Linked DNA regions of Homo sapiens: region 2 is linked to region 1. The links are chromatin contacts, found by Hi-C or POLR2A ChIA-PET in ENCODE. All regions are on one chromosome and are shown on one strand. The core of a region is the stretch at or near the end of the contact, and the rest is flanking DNA. Distances in the headings are between cores, read along the strand shown.

Region 1 (2,639 bases), core at 140-2,639:
GCCTCAGCCTCTCCGAATTCTAAATTTGCCCTTTCTTTACCCAAATCTCTGAGCCCCACCCACTCCCAAGGGAATTTCTTTAGGTCCTAAAGTAGGACCGATGCCCCACCCCTTCCCCCAATACAGAAAAAAAAAACCTAAAGGTCTCCCAGGGGAATTACCTTAGGCCCCTCCCATCCACCTCAGAATATTTCGCCTCAAGGAAAAACTCAATCCCAGGGACATTTTCTTCCAGCCACGCCCCTTCCTCTAAAATATTTCCTTTTGGCCCCACTGCCTTCCTAGCTTCCATCCCAAACCAGTTCCCAGGGGAACTGCCCCAGGCCGCAGCCCTTCAGCAATGTTATCCACTCAAATCCCACTCCTCGCTCTGCCGCTGCCCCTCCAAGCCCCGCCCCTCATTGTTTATTTAGCTCCGCCCCTCCCCCGATTCCCCAGAGGCCCCGCCTCTTTGTCACATCGAAACCCCACCCCTCAACTAACGGTTGGTTTAGCCCCGCCCCTTCTCACAATGTGCTTCCGAAATCCCACCCATCGTGACGACAGTGGTTCTATCCCCACCCACTTAGAGGGTTGCCTCTGGGTCCCGCCTTCTGCCCTGTCAATCTAAGCCAGTCCCCGCCTCAGCAGGTGCCTGGTTTAAAAGGAAGGAAGCTGGGCTGTGAGCCAGAGCAACGTGGGGCAGGGAGGGTGGAGGAGGGTAGAGGGGGCACGCGGAGAACGGCTACCCGAACGCCACCCGTCCACACGCGGCTCTGCGCCGAGGGCCAAGGCGCATGCTACGTCGCCCGAGCGGTCCAATTGCCTTTACACCTCCGCCCTCTTGGGGATCAATGCGCATGTGCGGCCATTCAGGGTCCGCAGCTCTTTCACTACGGGGCACTGGTGGGCTACTGCGCAGGAACAACCAAGCACGAAGAATCGTTTAGAAAAAAAAAAAACACACCCTCCCCTGGAGTGCTCAGGCCCAGCTGCACGCGGGCTGACAAACATCGAGTCTAGAACTCTCCCACCCGGCCCCGGGCCCAGTGCGCATGCGCAGCCGCGCGCCTTCGGCCCACCGTACTACTTCTGCGCCTGCGCGACCGTGATTCCCCGCTCGCGACTCCCCACCCCCCAGGGCTCCCTAAAGAGGGCCACGAGCTGCGAAAGGGCGGGAAAGGCAGTTGGAGAAGAGGTAAGCGGTTACTCACTCCATGGCTGCAGCAAGGAGAGGCGGCGGCGGCCTCGGCTGAAGAAAGAAGGTGGGAGCGGAGAGCGCAGGCGTGGTGAGCGCGGAGACGGGCCGGGGGCACAAAGGGGTCGAGGCTACAGAGCCATGGCCGGGGCTACGCAGGCAGAGGCGGCGACACTGTAGTGAGAAGAGACTGTGATCCGAGGACAGGGAATGAGGCGGCCCCGGGGACTGGGGACAGATATATACTGGGTGGCGGAGCACGGCCCTCCCGGATCCTTCCGCGCCCCGCCCTCGCGCGGCCCCAACCGGGAGGCAGCCGGGTCCCCTCCTCCTGGGGATCAGGGGATCCGAGCCTTTCCTTCCCACTCCTAGGGTCCGGGACCCTCCTCCCTCTCAGCTGGGGATCCGACCTCTTCCCTCTGAGCCGGGGATCCAGCCCTCTCCTTGTGGCTCCGGGGTCTGGTTTCCTCCTCCTGACTCTAAGCTCTGGTTTCTTTCTCTTTCTGCCTCTGAGGTCTGGGCCTGCTTCCTCCTGTGATTTTGAGGATCCAGCCTCATTCTCTTCCCGCAGACCTGCACCAGTTCATTTCTCTTTCCCTTTCCTTGCTTGCAGAATTTCCTGCCAGTCACTTTTCACTTCTTCATCCCCCAGCTGCTGACTCTGAGAAACCCTCGTGGGTTAGAGTCCAGCATGAGTCACAGCACTCTCCCAAATACAGACCTGCCAGGATGGCCTCGGGCAAATAACTTAAGTTCTCTTACTTCATTTCCCTATCTGTAAAATAAGAAAAATCAACTCGCCTGGTGGGTTTATGAGACTCAAATAAGACGATGTCTGGCAAGCCTTATGCACAGAGCTCAACTCATACATTCCTGTTCAACTGTTTTTTTTTTTTGAGACGGAGTCTCTCCGTCTCTGTCGCCCAGGCTGGAGTGCAGTGGCGCGATCTCGGCTCACTGCAAACTCCGCCTCCCAGGTTCACGCCATTCTCCTGCCTCAGCCTCCCGAGTAGCTGGGACTACAGGCGCCCGCCACCACGCCCGGCTAATTTTTTGTATTTTTAGTAGAGACGGGGTTTCACTGTGTTAGCCAGGATGGTCTCAATTTCCTGGCCTCGTGATCCGCCCGCCTCGGCCTCCCAAAGTGCTGGGATTACAGGCGTGAGCCATCGCTCCCGGCCTCAGCATATTTTATTAATAGGAACTCTGGGGCCCAGTCTCATTTCTTCCTTACCACTTGTAAGAGCCGCAGACGTTGGACTGTCCAACACCTGCTGTCATTCTTCTGTCTCCCTCATCCCTCTAAAGTGTCTGTTTCCAGCTATCCTCATCTTCCATTCCAAATGATGGGTGCCCAGGCCCCATCCCCTGGCAGGGATTCAGACATCGAGGCCCCAGCTGCGTCCTTTTCTCCATCCCTTGCCCTTGGCTTCCTTTCAAACCGTCCTTCAGCTTCCACTGG
Region 2 (2,639 bases), core at 97-2,596, 5.2 Mb before region 1:
CATCGCTTGGGCCCGCTGAAAGGTGATTCGCCCCCCACCTGCTGGAACTCCTTGCCCGGGACCACCAATCCCAGCATGCCTTGAGAGCGCGCGAGGGCCTGGGCGGTTCCCAGGAGGTCCGGGTGGGCGCAGGAGAAGCGCGGGCCAGTGAAAGCTCTGAGAGCCCTGTCCCTGTGGACACTGTGTCTTGGGTTCCTTTACTCGGTGTGGCTCAGGGATTACCATTAGGGAGTGGAGTGTGGATTTCTCTTGCCCCGAGCCCTAAATGCCTTGGGGCCCTGCCTTGCACCCCACTGTGCTTTTAGGGGTGTGGCCCTGTGGGCTACATTTCCCAGCGTGCCCTAGGATCGTGGTCCTGACCTTTTCACCGCAAATTTCATTTCCCAGCATGCCCTGCGAGGTCACCCAGGGAAGCTTGGAAGTGGACTGTCTTTCATGGCTTCTAGGTTGCGGACTCAGTTTCCCATGGTGCCCTGGTGAACCCATTCATTCATTCATTCCAAAAATATTTGCGATCAGGTTCTCTCAGGTTCTGTTCTAAGAACCGAGGACAAGTAGTGCACAGAAGACAAAAGATCCCGCTCTCGTGGAGCTTATTTCTAGTTAAGGGGTCAGGAAAAAAACCAAAATAAATAAAACCCAGCTGGGCATGGTGGCTTACGCTCGTCATCCCAGCAGGATTACAGGCCGAGGCGGGCGGATCATGAGGTCAAGAGATCAAGACCATCATGGCCAACATGGTGAAATCCCGTCTCTACTAAAAATATAAAAATTAGCAGGGCGGGGTGGCGCGCGCCTGTTATCCCAGCTACTCTGGGGACTGAGCCAGAATTGCTTGAACCTGGGAAGCGGAGGTTGCAGCGAGCCGATATCGCGCCACTGAACTCCAGCGTGGCGACAGAGCGAGACTCCGTCTCAAAACAAAGAAAACAAAATAAAACAACAATAACAAAACAACTCTGCCTCTCCCCGCACTCCCTCCCACGCGGCTGTCCAGTCGAATTCCTAACTGCCCCGGGGCAGTCTGCTATTCATCCCCTTTACCCGGTGCTACACACTTCCTAGTATGCCGTGGGGCACCCCTCCGGCCTGTAGACTCCATTTCCCAGCATTCCCCGGAGGAGGCCCTCATCTGGCGATTTCCACTGGGCGCCTCGGAGCTGCGGACTTCCCAGTGTGCATCGGGGCACAGCGACTCCTGGAAGTGGCCAAGGGCCACTTCTGCTAATGGACTCCATTTCCCAGCGCTCCCCGCGACCTGCCCAGCACACCCTGGGGCAGCGCCGTGACGTCAGCACGCCGGGCGGGGACCGGGAGATCCTTGGGGCGGTGGGGGGCCAGCGGCAGTTCCCGGCGGCCCCCGGGGCGGGCGGGCGGGCGGGTGGTGGCGGCGGTTGGGGCTCGGCGCTCGCTCGCTCGCTGGGCGGGCGGGCGGTGCGATGTCCGGAGAGGATGGCCCGGCGGCTGGCCCGGGGGCGGCGGCGGCGGCTGCCCGGGAGCGGCGACGGGAGCAGCTGCGGCAGTGGGGGGCGCGGGCGGGCGCCGAGCCTGGCCCCGGAGAGCGCCGCGCCCGCACCGTCCGCTTCGAGCGCGCCGCCGAGTTCCTGGCGGCCTGTGCGGGCGGCGACCTGGACGAGGCGCGTCTGATGCTGCGCGCCGCCGACCCTGGCCCCGGCGCCGAGCTCGACCCCGCCGCGCCGCCGCCCGCCCGCGCCGTGCTGGACTCCACCAACGCCGACGGTATCAGCGCCCTGCACCAGGTCAGCGCCCCCCGCCCGGCGTCTCCCGGGGCCAGGTCCACCCTCTGCTGCGCCACCTGGGGCATCCTCCTTCCCCGTTGCCAGTCTCGATCCGCCCCGTCGTTCCTGGCCCTGGGCTTTGCCACCCTATGCTGACACCCCGTCCCAGTCCCCCTTACCATTCCCCTTCGACCACCCCACTTCCGAATTGGAGCCGCTTCAACTGGCCCTGGGCTTAGCCACTCTGTGCTGACCACTCTGCCCCAGGCCTCCTTACCATTCCCCTTCGACCTACTCTCTTCCGCATTGGAGTCGCTTTAACTGGCCCTGGCTTTGGCAGCCTGTGCTGACCCATGCAGTCCTCCTTACCATCCCTCCCTCGACTTCCCCTCTTCCGATGTTGAGCCCCTCCAGCCGGTCCTGGACTTTGTCTCCTTCCCTGCCCTGCCCTCTCCTGAACCTGAGCCAGCTCCCATAGCTCAGTCTGGTCTATCTGCCTGGCCCTGGCCATTGTCACTTTGCGCTGCCCTCCTCTCGCCCCCGAGTGCCCTTGCTGTGCCGCCGGAACTCTGCCCTCTAACGCTGCCGTCTCTCTCCTGAGTCCGGACCACTTTGAGCTCTACTGGCTTCTGCGCCGCCTCTGGCCCACTGTTTCCCCTTCCCAGGCAGGTCCTGCTTTCTCTGACCTGCATTCTCTCCCCTGGGCCTGTGCCGCTTTCTGTCTGCAGCTTGTGGCCTGGGTCACCTCTACGGCTGGCCCAGATCCTTCCCTGCCGCCTCCTTCAGGTTCCGTCTTCCTCCACTCCCTCTTCCCCTTGCTCTCTGCTGTGTTGCTGCCCAAGGATGCTCTTTCCGGAGCACTTCCTTCTCGGCGCTGCACCACGTGATGTCCTCTGAGCG

Evidence for each region. Hi-C counts contacts between places; a loop is a spot of excess contacts on that map. ChIA-PET counts read pairs that join two places held with the same protein, here RNA polymerase II (POLR2A). Pooled maps may share reads with other maps.
Region 2: a pooled map shows a loop between it and region 1 (3-fold over the local background). The contact joins the promoter of PPP1R12C here to the promoter of ATF5 in region 1. A Hi-C loop is called at or near these places in 1 of 50 pooled maps. POLR2A ChIA-PET finds 5 or more read pairs at or near these places in 2 of 52 experiments (B cell and activated naive CD8-positive, alpha-beta T cell).

What each region holds. Positions count from the first base shown.
Region 1 is chr19:49,927,955-49,930,593 of GRCh38, reverse strand. ATF5 (activating transcription factor 5) reads right to left here and starts at 1,389. Exons shown (of 3, transcript NM_001193646.2): 1 at 1,194-1,389. NUP62 (nucleoporin 62) reads left to right here and starts at 1,090. Exons shown (of 3, transcript NM_016553.5): 1 at 1,090-1,268. It also overlaps a transcript of IL4I1 not described here. RefSeq lists silencers at 600-649, 1,500-1,559.
Region 2 is chr19:55,116,344-55,118,982 of GRCh38, reverse strand. PPP1R12C (protein phosphatase 1 regulatory subunit 12C) reads left to right here and starts at 1,346. Exons shown (of 22, transcript NM_017607.4): 1 at 1,346-1,760. The coding sequence starts at 1,440. RefSeq lists enhancers at 991-1,270, 2,231-2,310, 2,115-2,639 and silencers at 1,331-1,410, 1,601-1,680, 1,701-1,800.